Linked DNA regions of Homo sapiens: region 2 is linked to region 1. A link is an interaction called in ENCODE POLR2A ChIA-PET data of the cell type or tissue named here. Cell type or tissue: OCI-LY7. All regions are shown on one strand. Links, peaks and the distances in the headings refer to the core of each region. The heading gives the core; the rest is flanking DNA. Region 1 overlaps TESK2 (testis associated actin remodelling kinase 2). Region 2 overlaps MMACHC (metabolism of cobalamin associated C).

What was found. ChIA-PET counts read pairs that join two places held together with the same protein. Peaks named below come from ENCODE experiments on the same cell type or tissue, not always from the same donor. Only the 100,000 strongest peaks of a DNase experiment are listed, where the experiment ranks them.
Region 2: POLR2A ChIA-PET joins it to region 1 with 19 read pairs; 11 of 35 experiments call an interaction of 5 or more read pairs at or near these places.

The regions. Positions count from the first base shown.
Region 1 is chr1:45,388,634-45,398,827 of GRCh38, reverse strand. The region is part of intron 3 of TESK2 (testis associated actin remodelling kinase 2); the gene reads left to right. Among named protein-coding and RNA genes, the nearest start is that of TOE1, 54 kb to the right of the region's middle. RefSeq lists enhancers at 4,767-4,836, 7,764-8,264. In OCI-LY7, for the core only: no CTCF peak of the experiment used is centred there; DNase peaks (open chromatin) are centred at 4,227 and 4,577; H3K4me3 peaks cover 1,237 bases; H3K27ac peaks cover 2,500 bases.
Region 2 is chr1:45,510,241-45,520,434 of GRCh38, reverse strand. MMACHC (metabolism of cobalamin associated C) reads right to left here. Exons shown (of 4, transcript NM_015506.3): 4 at 7,053-10,194. PRDX1 (peroxiredoxin 1) reads left to right here. Exons shown (of 6, transcript NM_181697.3): 2 at 1,381-1,497; 3 at 4,628-4,781; 4 at 5,440-5,562; 5 at 5,798-5,928; 6 at 9,021-9,384. The coding sequence starts at 1,392. The coding sequence ends at 9,106. Among named protein-coding and RNA genes, the nearest start is that of PRDX1, 6.5 kb to the left of the region's middle. In OCI-LY7, for the core only: CTCF peaks have their summits at 7,482 and 7,681 (motif pointing left); a DNase peak (open chromatin) is centred at 7,664.

The DNA.
Region 1 (10,194 bases), core at 3,007-5,506:
AGAAATGACATAATCACTTCTGCCCATATACCACTGGCCAGAACTTAGTGTTACAGTCTTAACCAACTATAATAAACACTGGGAAATGTAATCTACTTCAGGAGGAAAGGGGAAGCAATTTGTTGAACAAGTAGCTATTCTCTTCCACACACAGGATCCCTGCCCTCAAAAACCTTTTAATATCATGGAAGAGGTAGACATTAGGTAAAACTTGATGTAGAAGGCAGGGCCTAATAAATGCTCCAGTAGAGGTTTATTTTTATTTTTATTATTATTTTTTTGAAACGGAGGCTTGCTCTGTCACCCAGGCTGGAGTGCAGTGGCTCAATCTCGGCTCACTGCAGCCTCTGCCTCCTGGGTTCAAGCAATTTTCTTCTGCCTCAGCCTCCTGAGTAACTGGGACTACAGGTGCACGCCACCACACCCAGCTAATTTTTTTTGTATTTTTGGTAGAGATTGGGTTTCTCCATGTTGGCCAGGCTGGTCTTGAACCCTTGACCTCAAGTGATTCTCCCGCCTCGAGAAAGATTAATTATGATTGGAAATATTTGAAATTACATCTCTGAGCTAGAGATTCTTATAACCAACTTCAAAGAGCTATTTTAAGAATTCAGTGACAGGCCAGGCACAGTGGCTCCCACCTGTAATCCCAGCCCTTTGGGAGGCTGAAACAGAAGAATTGCTTGAGGCCAGGAGTTCGAGAGTAGCCTGGACAACATAAGGAAACCCCATCTCTACAAAAAAATTAAAAAATTAGCCAGGTGAGATGGTGCATGCTTGTAGTCTCAGCTATTTTGGAGGCCGAGGTGGGAGGATCGTGTGAGCCCATGAGTTCAAGGCTGCAGTTAGCTATGATCACGCCACTGCACTCCAGCCTGAGTGATAGAGTGAGATCCTGTCTCTAAAAAACACAAAAAGAGTTAGGTGATTTAATATGTGGACATGTCTGGCACACTAAATGCTATATAAATGTTTGGTGCTATTATTGTTGTTGTTATTTGGAGGTGTTCTTGAGCCAAGTTTTTAAGGATTCATAGAGCTTTGAAAAATGGATTCCAGACAGAGAGACTCATTCTCACAACAATATGGAAGTAGGAGGATTCAGGACATATTTAGAAGTGGCAGGTTGTATAACTGCAACATAGAGAATGCAGGTGGTGCCTGTGGCCTCAGAGCCTGCAGGCGGTGCTGGCTCTGGGTCCGGGTTGGAAAAATAAGAATTTTATAAAATGCAAAAGAAAAAGAAAAGAGAGAGAATGCAGGTGGATGTAATAGGAGATAAAGCAAGAGAGGTTTGGATCAGATCATTCAGACCTTTGAATAACATGGTAAGGAATTTGGACTTTAATCGGGATCTGTAAGCTGCCACAAAAGCTTTTTGAGTAGCAGTTTCTCAAGGGAAGTGATTGTGTCTTGCTCATCTTTATATACTTTGTATAACTATACAGAGAGGTAATATAGCATTGTGATTAAGAACACAGACTCTATAATCAACTGTTTAGGTTTGACTCCCGGCTCTGCCTTTTATTAGCTGTATGATTTGGGGCAAGTTACTTAATCTCTGTGCCTCAGTTTCTTTATTGGTATGATTGGGATAATAAAAGTACTACTTCATTGGGTTATTATGAGGATTAAATGATTTCATATAAGGTAAAGTGCTTAGAACAATGCCTGCATAGTAAGTGCTCATTAAGAGTTAGCTGATACCAGGCTGGGTGTGGTGGCTCACACCTGTAATCCCAGCACTTCAGGAGGCCGAGGATGGCGGATCACTTGAGGTCAGGAGTTTGAGACCCGCCTGGCCAACATGGTAAAATGCTGTCTCTAATAAAAATACCAAAATTAGTCAGGCATGGTGGTGCACGCTTGTAATCCCAGCTGCTTGGGAGGCTGAGGCAGGAGAATCCCCTGAACCTGGGAGGTGGAGGTTGCAGTGAGCCAAGATTGTGCCACTGCACTCCAGCCTGGGCAACAGAGCAACGAAGTGAGACTCCATCTCAAAAAAAAAAAAAAAAAAAAAAACAACTTAGCTGATACCAGGCCGGGCGTGGTGGCTCATGCCTGTAATCCCAGCACTTTGGGAGGCCGAGGCAGGTGGATCACCTGAGGTCAGGAGTTCGAGACCAGCCTGGCCAACGTGGCAAAACCCTGTCTCTACTAAAAATATAAAAATTAGCCAGGCATGGTGGCAGGCGCCTGTAATCCCAGCTACTCGGGAGGCTGAGGCAGGAGAATTGCTTGAACCTGGGAGGCAGAGGTTGCAGTAAGCTGAGATTGCACTACTGCACTCCAGCGTGGGCAACAGAGTGAGACTCTGTTTCAAAAAAAAAAAAGAGTTATCTCATACCATCATCATTATCATCGTTGCCAGTGCCTGGCACATAATAGGTACTCAAAAAATTTTGAGTTGTGTTTTAAATTTACCCAGTGAAGGCTGGGCGCAGTAGCTCACACCTGTAATCCCAGTACTTTGGGAGGCTGAGGCGGGTGGATCACTTGAGGTCAGGAGTTCAAGACCAGCCTGGCCAACATGGTGAAACCCTGTCTCTACTAAAAATACAAAAAAATTAGCCAGGTATGGGGGCACATGCCTGTAATCTTAGCTACTTGGGAGGCTGAGGTGGGAGAATCACTTGAACATGGAGGCCAGATAGCGCTGCTGCATTCTAGCCTGGGTGACAGAGCAAGACCCAGTCTCAAAATAAAAATAAATAAAAATAAATAAAAATAAATTTACCCAGTGAAGAATCACTTGAGCCCAGGAGTTTGAGGCTGCAGTGAGCTATGATGGTGCCACTGCTCTCCAGCGTAGTTGACAGAGCTAGATCTTGCCTCAAAAACAAAACAAAACAAAACAAACCATAATTTACCCAGCAAGTGTTTTTTATTTTTAACCTCCTTCAGAGAAAGACTAACAAGCGTTTATATATTGTCATATGCCAGGCAAGAGAATGGTATCTTGCTGTTAAGAAGCTTGTGGTCTAGTAAAAAAGTTATAAGGCATGTGATAAAACATAGTTAAAGCTTGGAAATGATGCTATAGGAAGGTGATATAGGCTGGGCATGGTGGCTCACACCTGTAATCCTAGCATATTTGGGAGGGTGAGGCAGAAAGATTGTTTGAGCCCAGGAGTTCAAGGTTGCAGTGAGCTGTAATTGCAACACTGCACTCCAGCCTGGGTGACAGAGTGGGACCTTGTCTCAAAAAAAAAAAAAAAGAAAAGAAAAGAAAAGAAAGGAGTGTAAATGGCTGCCTTGGTAGTTGAAGAACATGAGAAGGAAGTATTTGAACTGGTATTTGAGGATGAGTAGAATCTAACTACAGTAATGCAGTGCATAAGATGTTTTGGTCAACAACAGACCGCATACATGATGGTGGTTCCATGAGATTATAATACCATATTTTTACTGTACCTTTTCTATGTTTAGATATGTTAAGATACACAAAACTTACCATTTTGTTGCAGTTGTCTACAGTATTCAGTACAGTAATATGCTGTACAGGCTTGTAGCCTAGGATCAATAGACTCTACCGTATAGCCTGAGGGTATTGTAGGCTATACCATCCAGGTTTATGTAAGTACACTCTATGATTATGCAACCACAAAATCACCTAAGAATGCATTTCTCAGAATGTATCCCCATCGTTAAGTAAGGTATGTGGAAATGAAGAGAGGGGCATTTTAGGTAGTGGGAACAGTCTGAGAAAAGGCAAAGATGTGGAAAAGCTTAATAATGACACTTTATGGGGAATGGTAAATCATGCTATAGAAAAGACTCTAGTCTCTAGACAAAGTCTAGTTTACCAGTAGTATCAGAGTTAAGAGTTTCCTGTTGGGGCCGGGTGCAGTGGCTAATGCCTGTAATCCCAGCCTTTTGGGAGGCTGAGACGGGCGGATCACTTGAGGTCAGGAGTTCGAGACCAGCCTAGCCAACATGGTGAAACACCCCGTCTCTACTAAAAATACAAAAATTAGCCAGGTGTGGTGGCCGCCTCTAATCCCAGCTACTCGGGAGGCTGAGGCAGGAGAATCGCTTGAACTCAGGAGGCAGAGGTGCAGTGAACCAAGACTGAGCCATTGTACTGCAGCCTGGGCAACAGAGTGCGGCTCTGTCTTTAAAAAAAAAAAAAAAAAAAAAAAAAAAAAGAGTTTCCTGTTGGTCTTACTATCTTTAGAGCAGTGATAAACAGTCATTTGTTTAAAGGCTTTGCTACTCACTGCATGTAGTCTGTAGACCAAGCGACATCAGCATCACCTGGGAGTTTAGAAATTCAGATTCTTAGGCCCCATCCCTGACCTACAGAGTGCGAGTCTGCATTTTGACAAGATCCTTCATGGGTTTGTTTCCACAGTGGTCTAAAGTACAAAAGCAATCCTTGGCCTAGTGTGGTGGCTTACTTTGGGAAGCCAAGGCAGGAAGATCACTTGAGGCCAGGAACTTGAGACCAGCCTAGGCAACACAGTGAGACCCTGTCTCTACCAAAAAAAAAAAAAAAAAAAAAGCCAGCTGTGGTGTGTGCCTGTAGTCCCAGCTGCTCAGGAGGCTGAGACAGTGAGACAGGAGAGTCACTTGAGACTGGGAGGTTGAGGCTGCAGCGAGCTTATGATCACACTATTGCACTGTGCCACCGCACTCCAGACTGGGCGACAGAGCAAGACCTTGTCTCAAAAAAAAAAGCAACCCTCCTTCTCAACATGAATCTGTATGTCATATGAAACTAAAAATAACAAAGTTGAGTAATCACTTACTCTCAAAGCACATGCATTAAGAAAGCACCCCCTTCCTGAGTTAAGTAATTCTAGCTGGTATGATTTGGGGTGGGGTATGGGGATAGGGGAATAAAAATCATTCAGAATATAAATTTTTAAGGTCTTGTGACATGACAATGATTTGAGGCTTCATTTCGATTTTTGATATAGTTAGCAATAAAAACTTTAGTGAAAACTTATTGTTGATGTTACGTGCTTTTCTAGGCACATGTCACTTCCCTGTCAAGGATGAGTAATATTTCCTCTTTATAGTATATTGTTTTTTTACAACATTTAGAGTGATTAACTCTGTTCAAGCTCTTTTTTTTTTTTTTTTTGAGACGGAGTCTCACTGTCACCCAGGCTGAAGTGCAGTGGCACAATCTTAGCTCACTGCAACCTCCATCTCCCAGGTTCAAGCTATTCTCCTGCCTCAGCCTCCCGAGTAGCTGGGACTACAGACGCCCACCACCACGCCTGGCTAATTTTTGTATTTTTAGTAGAGATGGGGTTTCACCATGTTGGCCAGGATGGTCTTGATCTCTTGACCTCGTGATCCTCCCACCTTGGCCTCCCAAAGTGCTGGGATTACAGACATGAGCCACTATGCCCGGCCGCTCTTTTTCCAATATAAAGCTAATGCATGTCTCAGCTTGCCAGCTCTGTGACACCACTTTGGATGTGGTGGTGGTTTTCCATTAGGAATGATTTGGGAGAGGTTAGGCAGTAAAGTTGCACGTAGAAGTAGAGTTGTGTGACACGATTGTGATATGGTTATTTGAGTAGAGGGTGGGAAGAAAGCAGACAGAAAACTCTCCTATGAAGCCAGTGCCTGCCTGGATGTGCTATGACATCTCTGTAGATGGTGTGGTCAAAATAATAGTGGGCCTGGGAGGAAGAAAAGCAAGGGTGTGTCACATCCAAACCAGGTCTTTTCAGCTTCTAGAAAAACCCATGATTTTAAAATGTAGCCATTGTTTTTCTAGTAGAATCCTATTGCCTGACTTCTTTATAAATATTTGATTAAAGAAAATCAAATACCTCTTGGCTTTACTGCCTTGTACTTGCCTCTAATGTTCTTTAATGTAACACGAGTTTACATTGTGAAGTTAATTTGGTAATTATTGCTTCTTCATTCAATAAATGTGTGTTTAGCAACTTGTGTACGAAACATTTTGTGTGAGACATTGTATATAGAAACAAATGAGACAAGATCTGTACTCTTAAAAGCCTTGGCCCGGCATAGTGGCTCATGCCTGTAATCCTAGCACTTTGGGAGGCCGAGGTGGGAGGATCACTTGAGCCCAGGAATTTGAGACCAGCCTGGGCAACAAAGCAATACTATCTCTAAAAAATAAATTTTTTTTTTTTTTTTGAGACAGAGTTTCACTCTTGTTGCCCAGGCCGGAGTGCAATGGTGCGCTCTCGGCTCACCACAACCTCCACCTCCTGGGTTCAAGCAATTCTCCTGCCTCAGCCTCCCGAGTATCTGGGATTACAGGCATGTGCCACCACACCTGGCTAATTTTGTATTTTTAGTAGAGACAGGGTTTTCCATGTTGGTCAGGCTGGTCTCAAACTCCCGACCTGAGGTGATCCGCCAGCTTCTGCCTCGCAAAGTGCTGGGATTACAGGCGTGAGCCACCGCGCCGGGCTAAAAAATATTCAAATAGGCCAAGCACGGTGGCTTATGCCTGTAATCCCAGCACTTTGGGAGGCTAAGGCAGGCAGATCACCTGAGGTGGGTGGATCACCTAAGGTGAGGAAGTTTAAGACCAGCCTGGCCAACATGGTGAAGCCCTGTCTGTACTAAAAATACAAAAATTACCTGGGCATGGTGGCAGGTGCCTGTAATCTCAGCTACTCAGGAGGCTGAGGCAGGAGAATTGCTTGAACCCGGGAGGCGGAGGTTGCAGTGAGGCAAGATTGCACCACTGCACTTCAGCCTGGGTGACAGAGCGAGACAGTCTCAATCAGTCAATCAATCAATCAATCAATACCTTATATTCCAGTCTGGGGAAGGAGTCAGAAATGTTAGATTAGCAAGAATAGCTAACATTTTCTAGTGTTTATTATGTTCCAGAAGCCCAAGTTATCTTATTTCATCTTCACAATAACCATATGGGTTAGGTAATATTAATATTTACATTTTGCATGTGAAGAAACTGAATTGCAGAGAGGTCATCAGTAAATGGTAGAGCCAGGATTCAAATCAAAGCAGTCTAACTCTAGATCCAGACCACTTAACTTAATGCTAATTAGCAGTCATTCAAAGTAGGGTGAAAAGTGCTAGTTATACTGTGGGAGGTAGGGAGAGACAAAAGAGAGAGAGAAGAGATTAATGCTAAGGGCGTCCAGGAGATCCTTTGTATAGAAGATGAAATTTTAGCTGATCTTGGATGATTTTCAGTAAATATAGTATTCCAATTCAAGGAAGGAACTTCAACCAAGTTTCCAAGTCATAAAAATCATTCATGCCATTTAATAAATCTTTACTGATAACTAGCTTACTGTGTTCCAGACACTATACTAGGTAGTAGAAATGCAGAGATAAATGAAGCTCTGAATCTTCCATAGTGAGAAAAGTTTCAAGAGTGATATGGGGCCAATGCAGGAGGATTGCTTGACACAAACAGTTCAAGACCAACCTGGACAACAGCAAGACCCCAGCTCTATTTAAAAAATTAAAAAATTTGCTCGCTGTGGTGATGTGTGCCTGTAGTCCCAGCTACTCAGGAGGCTGAGGTGGGAGGATCACGTGAGCCAATGAGGTTGAGGTTGCAGTGAGCTATAATCACACTGTTGTACTCCAGCCTGGACAACAAAGCAAGACCCTGTCTCAAAAAAAAAAAAAAAAAAAGGGCTGGGCGCAGTGGCTCACACCTGTAATCCCAGCACTTTGGGAGGCTGAGGGGGGCGGATCACGAGGTCAGGAGATCAAGACCATCCTGGCTAACACAGTGAAACCCCATCTCTACTAAAAATACAAAAATTAGCTGGGTGTGGTGGCATGCGCCTATAGTTCCAGCTACTCGGGAGGCTGGGGCAGGAGAATGGCATGAACCCGGGAGGCAGAGCTTACAGTGAGCCGAGATCGCGCCACTGCACTCCAGCCTGGGCGCAGAGTGAGACTCCATCTCAAAAAAAAAAAAAAAGAAATGTAGCTAGAGGCTGGGTGCAATGGCTCACGCCTGTAAGCTCAGCACTTTAGGAAGCTGAGGTGGGAGGATTTCTTGAGGCCAGGAGTTCCAGACCAGCCTAGGCAACATAATGAGACCCTATCGCTATGATAATAATAATAATAACAATAACAATAATAATAATAATACCAAAATTAGCCAGGCGTGGTGGTGCACACCTATAGTCCTAGCTGCTCATGAGGCTGAGGTGGGAGGATTGCTTGAGCCCAGAAGTTCAAGGTTGCAATGAGCAGTGATCACACCACTGCACTCCAGCCTGGGCAACAAAGTAAGACTCTTTTTAAAGAAAAAAAAAAAACCTTAGAAACATAGATAGAGAATGTAACCTATTCTTAAAGTTTGGTAACAAATAAAAAGTGAATTAGATTCATATTTTAGTGAGGGGGCAAGGGAAGATTTCTATTTTTATTTTTTAGACAGAGTCTCGCTCTGTTGCCCAGGCTGGAGTGCAGTGGCGTGATCTTGGCTCACTGCAACTTCTGCCTCCCTGGCTAAAGTGATCCTCCTGCCTCAGCCTACTGAGTAGCTGGGACCACAGGCATGCCACCATGCCTGGCTAATTTTTGTATTTTTTTGTATAAAAAATACAATTATTATTTTGTATTTTTTGTAAAGATCATATTTCACCGTATTCTCCAGGCTGGTCTTGATCTCCTGGGCTCAAGAGATCTGCCCGCCTTGGCCTCCCCAAGTGCCAGGATTCCAGGTGTGAGCCACTGTGCCTGGCGGAAGAATTTTTTAAGATGAGGGAAATTTAACTATATATTTGTAGGCTAGGGTCATAGAGCCCAGAGGAAAAGGACAGGTGGATGAAGAATAAGGCTCATGGGAAAATGTGAGGTTTCAAAGATAAGTTGGAGTGGATCATGGGAAGTTTTAATGTTATTCTGTAGGCAGAAGGGAACCATTGAAGGGTTATGAAAAAGAGAATGACATATTTTGTGTTTTGAAAAGGTAACTCTCATAGCCATGTAAAGGATAATGTAATTTAGGATTGTTAATAATGATAAAATAAAAACCACTGACCTTTATTTGAGCATACACTAGGCATTGCTACACAGTATACTTGAAAATATCCCATTTAATTCTCATAACAACCTTTTAAGGTGGTGTTATTTTTCTGTCCATTTTTATAGATGAGGAAATTGCGATTTATAAAGATTAGGTAACTTTCTTAATGTCTCCCAGGTGGAAATGGAGAGATATCCCTGTGCTCTAGAGGAAGGGTCAATGCCTTAGTGTTTTCTATTGCTTAGAATACCAGAAACTGGGTAATTTATAAAGAAAAGGAAACTATTTCTTACAGTTATGGAGGCTGAGAAGTCCAGGGTTGAGAGGCCACATCTGGTGAGAGTCTTCTTGCTGGTGGGGACTCTCTGCAGAGTCCCGAAGTGGCTCAGGGCATCACATGGCAAAGGGGCTGAGTATGCCAGATCAGGTCTCTCTTCCTGTGTATTTTTGTTGGAGACAGGGTCTCACGCTGTCACCCAGGCTTGAGTACAGTGGCATGATCTCAGCTCACTGCAGCCTCAACTTCCTGGGCTCAAGTGGTCCTCCCACCTCAGCCTCCTGAGTAACTGAGACCACAAAAGTGTGTGACCACACCCAGCTAACATATGTATATGACGAGGTCTCAGGTCTCCCTATATTGCCCAGGCTAGTCTTGAACTCCTGGATTCAAGCGATCCTTCTGCCTTGACCACTCAAAGTGTTGGGATTATATGCATGAACCACTGTGCCCAGTCTCTTCCTCCTCTTAGAAAGCTACCAGACTCATTCCTGCAATAATCCATTAATCCATGAATGGATTAGGCAGAGCCCTCATGACCCAATCACCTCTTAAAAGCCATACCTCTCGGCCGGGCGCGGTGGCTCACGCCTGTAATCCCAGCACTTTGGGAGGCTGAGACGGGCAGATCACAAGGTCAGGAGATCGAGACCATCTCAGCTAACACGGTGAAACCCCGTCCCTACTAAACATACAAAAAATTAGCCGGGCGTGGTGGCGGGCGCCTGTAGTCCCAGCTACTTGGGAGGCTGAGGCAGGAGAATGGCGTGAACCAGGGAGGCGGAGCTTGCAGTGAGCCGAGATTGCGCCACTGCACTCCAGCCTGGGCAACAGAATGAGACTCCGTCTCAAAAAAAAAAAAAAAAAAAAAGCCGTACCTCTCAATACTGCCACGTTGGGAATTAAGTTTCACTATGAGTTTTGGAGGGAGCAAACATTCAAACCATTGTAGTCA
Region 2 (10,194 bases), core at 6,389-8,888, 120 kb before region 1:
TCAATACTAATCTTGGTGTTGATCTGGGTGAATCCAGTGCAACCTTCCTTTTCAGCAGTAAATTGATTCTTATACTTGTTTTCGCCCTGGGATATTAGCCCCAAAGTCAGGAACCCACCTTCACAAATGGTGAAGGGAATTCTAGGGCTTACACAATACCTAAAGATTTGAAATTAAGCAGATGCCAATCAATATCTTGGTCTTGCCTCTTTTTTTTTTTTTTTTTTTTGGAGACAGAGTCTCACTCTGTTGCCCAGGCTGGAGTGCAGTGGCGCGATCTCAGCTTACTGCAACCTCTGCCTCCCGGGTTCAAGTGATTCTCCTGCTTCAGCCTCCTGAGTAGTTGCGATTACAGGCATGCACCACCACGCCCGACTAATTTTTGTGTTTCTAGTAGAGACGGGGTTTCACCATGTTGGCCAGACTGGTCTCGAACTCCTGACCCGGTGATCCGCCCGCCTGAGCCTCTCAAAGTGCTGGGATTACAGGTGTGAGACACTGCGCCCAGTGGTCTTGCCTCTTAAAAGTTGGACTGACTGGAAGGGCGCGGTGGCTCACGCCTGTAATCCCAGCATTTTGGGAGACTGAGTTGGGCAATCATCTGAGGTGAGGAGTTTGAGACTAGCCTGACCAACATGGAGAAATCCCGTCTCTAATAGAAGTACAAAAAAATTAGCCGGGTGTGGTGGCCTGCGCCTGTAATCCCAGCTACTATGGAGGCTGAGGCAGGAGAATCCCTTGAACCTGAGAGGTGGAGGTTGCAGTGAGCCGAGATAATGCCATTGCATTCCAGCCTGGGCCCCAAGAGCGAAACTCCGTCAAAAAAACAAAACAAAACAAAAACAAATAAAACAAGTTGAATTAGTTATAGGTTGTGTGCTGTCTTGGACAAAGCTACCTGGAGAAAAGTCAAATATGCTTCTGATGTTATGAAGGCAGGTGGAGGCACAGTGATGGGAAAGGTCAACGTGACTTTTGGGGAGCCAAACAAAAGTGTTTGTGGCATTGTGCATTTGGATTCTGGTTTGAGAGTCTTCATCTGCCTCTCTCTCTGCTTCTGTATAATGAATAAGATGCCACTGCACTAATTATGGTTCAGAAAGAATGAGAGGTTATCTCAGTATATAAAGAAATTGCCTTGCTGTTTTTAAATGAAAACAAAGGCTGAGATTCAGAGACTTGTTTCGTTCCAAAAGTTGGAAAGCTCAGACTGTGACCCTTGACTGCTGGCTGGAGCTTCTTACTAAAACAACATTTAATGTATTCAGGGACACTGGACAATGCCTTGATTGTTTACAGCTAAGTCTCTTTAAGTAGGTGAAGGCTGCTGGTTATGTAGAAAATTAAGGCTTGTTTCTAATTCATTTCTGTTATTTCTAGCTGATAGGAAGATGTCTTCAGGAAATGCTAAAATTGGGCACCCTGCCCCCAACTTCAAAGCCACAGCTGTTATGCCAGATGGTCAGTTTAAAGATATCAGCCTGTCTGACTACAAAGGTGAGAGAATTAACACTGGGCTCATTGAGATGGAGTTATTTTATATTCTAGGGGTGGCTTGTTAGATTTGTGTCAATGTTGTTTGACTGTAAAATGTTTTGTCTCCTAGGAAGAAGTATTTAGGTTGTTACCTTCATGTTGAAGTGGTGATTATCAAGTGATTACAGGGTATATATCCTAGGACCAAACCACTTCTGGAGAAACCACATGCTTCATTATGTCTGGACATACTAGCTCAATTATCTTTTCAGTATTCCTCGTCTATTTTCTTTCTTTATTTTTATTTTTGAGACAGGGTCTCATTCTGTCACCCAGGCTGGAGTGCAGTGGCGCAGTCATGGCTCACTGCAGCCTCTACCTCTCTGGGCTCAGGTGGTCCTCCTACCTCAGCCTCCCAAGTAGCTGGGACTGTAGGGGCATGCTGCCATGCCTGGCTAATTTTTGTACTTTTTTTTTTTTTTTTTTTTTTTGAGATGGAGTTTTGCTCTTGTTGCCCAGGCTAGAGTGCAATGGCGTGATCTCGGCTCACCACAACCTCCACTGCCCAGGTTCAAGCAATTCTCCTGCCTCAGCCTCCCGAGTAGCTGGGATTACAGGCATGCGCCATCATGCCTGGCTAATTTTTTTTTGTATTTTTAGTAGAGACGGGGTTTCTCCATGGTGGTCAGGCTGGTCTCGAACTCCTGACCTCAGATGATCCGCCCACCTCGGCGTCCCAAAATGCTGGGATTACAGGCATGAGCCACCACGCCTGGCTTAATTTTTGTACTTTTTGTAGAGCTGGGCGCCATGTTGCCCAGGCTGGTCTCCAACTCCTGGGCTCAAGCCCTCTGCCTGCCCTAGCCTTTCAAAGTGCTGGGATAACAGGTGTGAGCCACTGCCTCTGGCCCTCCTCTATTTTATTATTGGAGAAATACTCATTATCTCTTGTTATAAGAGACATTCTACATTTAAAGTCTCAGAGCTCACTCAAATCTCTGGAGCTGTGACACTGCTCGTTCAGTTTGTTTGGGTCACGTATATATCACAGCTGTTAATATTAGGCTGAGGGCTAGGCACTTTCCCTTGCCTGTTTTGACCCCGGAGGAGAGTTGATATTACAGATGGAACAACTCTCCTTTCTGTTGTCATAGTTTTTTTTTTTTTTTTTTTTTTTGAGACGGAGTCTCGCTTTGTCGCCCAGGCTAGAGTGCAGTGGTGCGATCTCAGCTCACTGCAAGCTCCGCCTTCTGGGTTCATGCCATTCTCAGGCCTCAGCCTCTTGAGTAGCTGGGACTACAGGCGCCCGCAACCATGCTTGGCTAATTTTTTTGTATTTTTAGTAGAGACGGGGTTTCACCATGTTTGCCAGGATGGTCTCGATCTCCTGACCTTGTGATCCGCCTGCCTTGGCCTCCCAAAGTTCTGGGATTACAGGCGTGAGCCACTGCGCCCGGCCTCTGTTGTCATAGTTTCATGCAGACACTTGGCAAGTTCTGTTGAGGCTCCTCCTTTCTTTACCTTGTAGTTCCAGAGCAGCTCGATCTCCTGGGACAGTTGAGGATATAGATTCCTTAGAATGCTAACCTGAAACTCAGGTGTCAAGTGTCCTTTTCTCAGTGGTGTAGCATTAGTCCCTGGAGTTAGTTTTTGGTAGAACATTTGACTAGGTTTCCTGACATAATCACACTTTGTTCTTGGGGCTTCTCCCAGCAAACAAGGTAAGTTGCACCATAGGGAGGTGACCTGGGCCCAGGGGTATAAGCAGGAGGTCTAGGAGGAGCTGTTCTCTGCCCTCCAGAGCTTGACCTGCTGAGGCCCCAAAGTGCTTGTTAGGCAAAGCTGGAAGGGTTGTTTAGATGAGTTAGTTTCCAGTGATACTGCAAAGTGGTAAATGTCAAAAAGGGCTGCTTGTTTGGCTTTTTTTTTTTTTTTTTGAGGTGGAATTTTGATCTTGTCGCACAGGCTGTAGTGCAGTGGCATGATCTCAGGTCACTGCGACCTCCATCTCCCCGGTTCAAGTGATTCTCCTGGCTCAGCCTCCCCAGTAGCTGAGATTTCAGGCCCCCGCTGTCACACCCAGCTAATTTTTGTATTTTTAGTAGAGACATGTTTTACCATGTTGGTCAGCCTGGTCTTGAACTCCTGACCTCAGGTGATCCACCCGCCTCGGCCTCCCAAACTGCCTCCCAAACTGCTGGGATTACAGACGTCAGCCACCATGCCACCACACCCAGCCTGTTTGACTTTTCAAACATTGCTGCTACCTGGAAATGAGTGAATATTTGGAATTGTTCTAGTATTTAAGCCTGGTGGGTGTGGCGAGAAGGCTGCCTGGCCAGTTTGAAGATCTGTTATTTCAGTGGTTAATCCCAGTGACTTCATTAAAATTGCAGCTAGAAGTTCTGTTACTCACTAGTACTTTTGTCTTTTCTGTCTCTCTCTGTCTCCCTCTTTCTCTCTCTCTCTCTGTGTATATGTATATATATATTTCTGTTGTTTTGAGACAGTCTTGCTGTGTTGCCCAGGCTGGCCTCAAACTCCTGGGGTCAAGGGATCCTCCCACCTCAGCCTCCCAAGTAGCTGGGACTACAGACACGCACCACTGTGCCTGGCTTAAAATTTTTCCTGTCCTGTCAGGCACGTTAGGAACACATGTGATCACTTAAACCATGCTTGTTCCATTACTATGGTTCATCACGGGAGAAGTGCAAAGGCTGTGACTTCTTATTGGTGTCTTATCTCTACAGCAGAGGAGTACTGCAATTCAGCTTTCTCTGGGTATTGTTAAGCATTGGCATTAGGCCATGCTTATAAGTGCATCCTTGCTTTTGCTATCTTTGGAGAACTTGGTGTTTATGTTAATTTTAGCCACTCAGAAAAGATCAAAATTAGACTGAACAGTGTTTACTCTGTATTGGTAGCTATGACATGGAGGCAGGAGAATAAAGTATGGGATTGGAAGTTTTTTTCATTCAGGTATTCCTAATGCACCAGGTTCTAAAAGTAGCTTCTAGGAGACATCTGTATTGAGCATCTTGGCAGTTAGTGGTTATTGTGTCAGCCATCAACTTGCTTCTTTTTGTATAGGAAAATATAAAGCAAGGAAGTCTGTGTCAAATGCTAACCATGACTCCGATTTTCCCCCCAGGAAAATATGTTGTGTTCTTCTTTTACCCTCTTGACTTCACCTTTGTGTGCCCCACGGAGATCATTGCTTTCAGTGATAGGGCAGAAGAATTTAAGAAACTCAACTGCCAAGTGATTGGTGCTTCTGTGGATTCTCACTTCTGTCATCTAGCATGGTAAATCTCTTGGTCTATTTGGCATGTGAACTTTTTTTTTTTTTTTTTTTTTTTTGAGATGGAGTCTTGCTTTGTCGCCCAGGCTGGAGTGCAGTGGTGTGATCTCCGCTCACTTCAAGCTCTGCCTCCCAGTTTCACGCCATTCTCCTGCCTCAGCCTCCTGAGTAGCTGGGACTACAGGCGCCTGCCACCATACCTGGCTAATTTTTTGTATTTTCAGTAGAGACGGTGTTTCACCGTGTTAGTCAGGATGTTCTTGATCTCCTGACCTCGTGATCTGCCCACCTCAGCCTCCCAAAGTGCTGGGATTACAGGTGTGAGCCACTGCACCTGGCTGGCATGTGAACTTTTAAAACAGCAACTGGGAAGCTTTGGCAATAGACTTTCAAGTATTGCCTTCTCATTGAAGGGAGTGCAAAGTCTGACTTTCTCTTATTGCTCTCATGACCTGGCAGCAGAGAAGAAGCAGCTTCAATTGCAGTTGAGTGTACCCTAGTGACCTACCTTAACTGTTCTCAGCATTCACTTTATTGCTGGAAAACGGAAAAAAAACAGTCTTTTTGGAAAGTTAGATTAGGAATATGGGAAAGGGGAAAGAGGAATGCGTACAGTCAAGTCAAGAGTTTGAATGTAACTGTATGTTTGCCTTTTGCCATAGGGTCAATACACCTAAGAAACAAGGAGGACTGGGACCCATGAACATTCCTTTGGTATCAGACCCGAAGCGCACCATTGCTCAGGATTATGGGGTCTTAAAGGCTGATGAAGGCATCTCGTTCAGGTATGTCATCAGGACAAGTATCCAGTTGGCTGAAAGCCTTTTATTTGGAGAGATCTAGAGCCCTGATCTGTAGAGACTCCTTGTCATTTCATTCCTTTATGCAGGGGCCTCCTCACTAAGGCCAGGCCAGTAGGAGTGTGGAGACCAGTCCATTTCCTTCAGGCTTCAAGCCTCTGTATTCTAACAAAGCACATCTCTAAACCTGTATTGCTTTTCCTTTCATCTCTTTTCCCAGGGGCCTTTTTATCATTGATGATAAGGGTATTCTTCGGCAGATCACTGTAAATGACCTCCCTGTTGGCCGCTCTGTGGATGAGACTTTGAGACTAGTTCAGGCCTTCCAGTTCACTGACAAACATGGGGAAGGTAAGCCATCTGTCTGATAACAGGACAACAGAGTGGTGGTATGAAGGGGTGGGTTGCCCCTTCACACCTGTGGGTGTTTCTCGTTAGGTGGAATGAGAGACTTGGAAAAAGACACGTAGACAAAGTATAGAGAAAGAAATAAGGGGGCCCAGGGGACCAGTGTTCAGCATACAGAGGATCCCGCCGGCCTCTGAGTTCCCTTAGTATTTATTGATCATTCTTGGGTGTTTCTCGGAGAGGGGGATGTGGCAGGGTCATAGGATAATAGTGGAGAGAAGGTCAGCAGATAAACACGTGAACAAAGGTCTCTGCATCATGAACAAGGTAAAGAATTAAGTGCTGTGCTTTAGATGTGCATACACATAAACATCTCAATGCCTTAAAGAGCAGTATTGCTGCCCGCATGTCCCACCTCCACCCCTGAGGCGGTTTTCCCCTGTCTCAGTAGATGGAACATACAATTGGGTTTTACACTGAGACATTCCATTGCCCAGGGACTGGCTGGAGACAGATGCCTTCCTCTTGTCTCAACTGCAAAGAGGCGTTCCTTCCTCTTTTACTAATCCTCCTTAGCACAGGGTGTCAGGCTGGGGGACCCCGGTCAGGTCTTTCCCTTCCCACGAGGCCATATTTCAGACTATCACATGGGGAGAAACCTTGGACAATACCTGGGTTTCCTAGGCAGAGGTCCCTGTGGCCTTCCGCAGTGTTTGTGTCCCCGGATACTTGAGATTAGGGAGTGGTGATGACTCTTAAAACGAGCATGCTGCCTTCAAGCATTTGTTTTAACAAAGCATATCTTGCACAGCCCTTAATCCATTTAACCCTGAGTTGACACAGCACATGTTTCAGGGAGCACAGGGTTGGGGATAAGGTTACAGATTAACAGCATCTCAAGGCAGAAGAATTTTTCTTAGTACAGAACAAAATGGAGTCTCCTCTGTCTACTTCTTTCTACACAGAGACAGTAACAATCTGATCTCTCTTTTCCCCACAGTGGTAGAATGGGAAAGATAGTAGGAACAGAAGCTACCAAATAAGAAAATGGGTATCTCTCTTCATAAATTGAAGCCCCTGGATTACAGTGTGTTGTGAGGGTGAGGGTAATGGAAAAGCTTGGGAAGGAGAATATAAAGGCTTTTTATTCAAAGTATACATACTCCTCTCTTCTGTCCTGCTCATTTAGAATCAGTCACTCCCAAAGATCTAACTTACTGAATGTAGGATGATCTCACAGATGTATTAGGGCAAAACAAAATGGTTGGGAATCACCTCTAGAGATAAAGCATGCCATTTTTTAAATAACTTTATTGAGAGAAGAGGTTAATCCATATAGTTCATATTTTTATTTATTTATTTATTTTTTGCAAGATGGAGTCTTGCTCTGTTGCCCAGGCTGGAGTGCAGTGGCGCAGTCTTGGCTCACTGCAACCTCCGCCTCCCCTGAGCCATTGCGCCCAGCCCAGACTAGCTTTCTAAGGCCTATTTCAGCTCTGATCTTGTAATTTAAAGGAAATGAAGTTATTAGAGTCTGGATTAGTGGTGTATGTTTGGGAAGACCCAAAGGTGCTAGCTTGGCTAGCACCAAGTAATCTTTTTACAGGGATTAGAGTCTGATTATATAGGGATCAGTGAGCACTGATAACCAAGAGGTACCCTTTGCAGAAGGATGTGTGGGCAGTTAGCCTGGACAGATGACACATGGCTCAGCTGACACCTGCTGAGACTGCCCCCTTGTGGGAGATGAGGTTCAGCATTAAGAAGGAGGCAGCAGTGGCAAAGTAGGCCCTTTAACTGGACTTTCCTAGGAACCTACATATAGGTTAGTCTCCTGAACCCAGGCTTTCATAACTCAGAAGCTTGCTTCTTCAGACTCTGTTGGTCTCTGCTGCTTCCCATCCCACTGGAACATGTACAGCCTCTTAAATAGGTACCATTTAAGAGCCAATGAATGCCAAACACTTTTTTTTTTTGAGACAGAGTCTTGTTTTGTCGCCCAGACTGGAGTGCAGTGGTGTGATCTCAGCTCACTGCAGCCTCCACCTCCTGGGTTCAAGTGATTCTCTTGCCTCAGCCTCCTGAGTAGCTAGGACTACAGGGGTCCACCACCACGCCCCACTATTTTTGTATAGTCCCAGCTACTCGGGAGGCTGAGGCAGGAGAATGGCATGAACCCCGGAGGTGGAGCTTGCAGTGAGCTGAGATCGCGCCACTGCACTCCAGCCTGGGCGACAATGTGAGACTGTCTCAAAAATTAGCCAGGTGTGGTGGTGGGCGCCTGTAATCCTAGCTATTTGGGAGGCTGATGCAGGAGAATCGCTTGAACCCGGGAGACCGAGGTTGCAGTGAGACGGAGGTGGAGATTGCGCCACCGTACTCCAGCCTGGGCAACAGAGGGAGACTCCATCTCAAAAAAAAAAAAAAAAAAAAAAAAAAAGAAAAATAAGAGATTAGTCCCCTTGCCTCATTTTCTTCAGGCTAGCCTGAGGCACATTCTTAGGCATTGTCAGGAAAAGGTTGAAGGCTGTGCTTTCTGTATAAATCTATGAAAAATTTCAAACTCTGCCTTTTGCTTACCAAGGGGTAGATGGCAGTTACTTAATGAAACAAGCGGGGGCTTCTGTTAAGTTCTTGATCCTTTATAAGGTTCAGGCTATCCAGTTTGGTAGAGTTAGAAGAATGCTGAGAAGGCAGACTGAGTTTGCTGTCTTCAGAGCTCTGAAGGGCTGTCAGAAACAGTTTAGTGTTAAGGGTTTACATAGTCCTATGTGTGTCGTTTATTTAGCTTTTTTTTCCCCTTAAGGATTAGAGAGTGTTGGCAAATTATTTAAACTTTGCCTTTTTTTGTGGAAAATTTAAATTTCAAGTGCTACATGAATAAATTAGGCATGATAGTATCTTAAGGCTGTGGTGATGATTATATGTTTGTAAAATGGTTAGCTCATACTAAAAGGGTGAATGATCTAAGACTGATTGCAGGGGTAGGTTTCCTGGTATCTGAGTGTTCAGGTGCAGAACTGGTTTTGTCCATAGGAGAATGGTGGTGCATACCATTGAGAAGGTTATTAATTAGTGGTGCCTTTCTCTTGCAGTGTGCCCAGCTGGCTGGAAACCTGGCAGTGATACCATCAAGCCTGATGTCCAAAAGAGCAAAGAATATTTCTCCAAGCAGAAGTGAGCGCTGGGCTGTTTTAGTGCCAGGCTGCGGTGGGCAGCCATGAGAACAAAACCTCTTCTGTATTTTTTTTTTCCATTAGTAAAACACAAGACTTCAGATTCAGCCGAATTGTGGTGTCTTACAAGGCAGGCCTTTCCTACAGGGGGTGGAGAGACCAGCCTTTCTTCCTTTGGTAGGAATGGCCTGAGTTGGCGTTGTGGGCAGGCTACTGGTTTGTATGATGTATTAGTAGAGCAACCCATTAATCTTTTGTAGTTTGTATTAAACTTGAACTGAGACCTTGATGAGTCTTTATTTTAGGAAGCATATTATTAGCTTTTGATTTTAAGAGGAATTTACTCCTTGCTTTCCCTGTTTTGGGGAAAATGAGGAGAGCTGCCTCCAAATCAGGGAATTATATTGACACAGGTAGATATAGGGAATGGAACTGAATGAACCCAAGGTGTTACATTTTGTTTCACTACACATGAGGGAGAAGAATAAGCCCTGCTATAGTGTTGGCCAGAGCACTGCGACTGACGCCACAGGCTGGGTTACCAGTTAAAGTCTCAGTGTGACTACTTGGACACCTATTTTTGTTTAGACACACTATTCAAAGGGCTGCATGGGAACCAGAAGCTTGGCCTCTTCTGATAAATGCCTGGTACCTGCTATGTAAAAGAGCTGGAGGTTTCTGTTCTTTTTGAACTGACAGAGGAAAGAGGAAGACAAGGCTGGTGGCCTTGGGTAGGGCTTTCGTAGTTGCACAGTACTGGGCAATTCTTAGCCTTCCCTTGGTTCTAGCCTTGATTAGAGATAGTCTTTTTTAGTGTCATTATGTTGCCCAGAGTGGTTCTGAATTCCTTGCCTCAGGCGGTCCTCCGCCTCAGCCTCCCAAAATGGTGGGATTACAGGTGAGCGCCACAGTGCCTGGCCAAAGCTCGTTTTGATCCTCATTCATATGTCATTGTCCTCAGAGAGGCTGTCAGCTGGGAAAAGTTATTCTCCTGGGCCCTTGAGGCCAAGGTAGATTCAGAACTGAGGATACTTCTGTGTATCATGTGATACCATTCCAGCCACTTGTCTTCCTCAGCTACTCCCACCTGCCC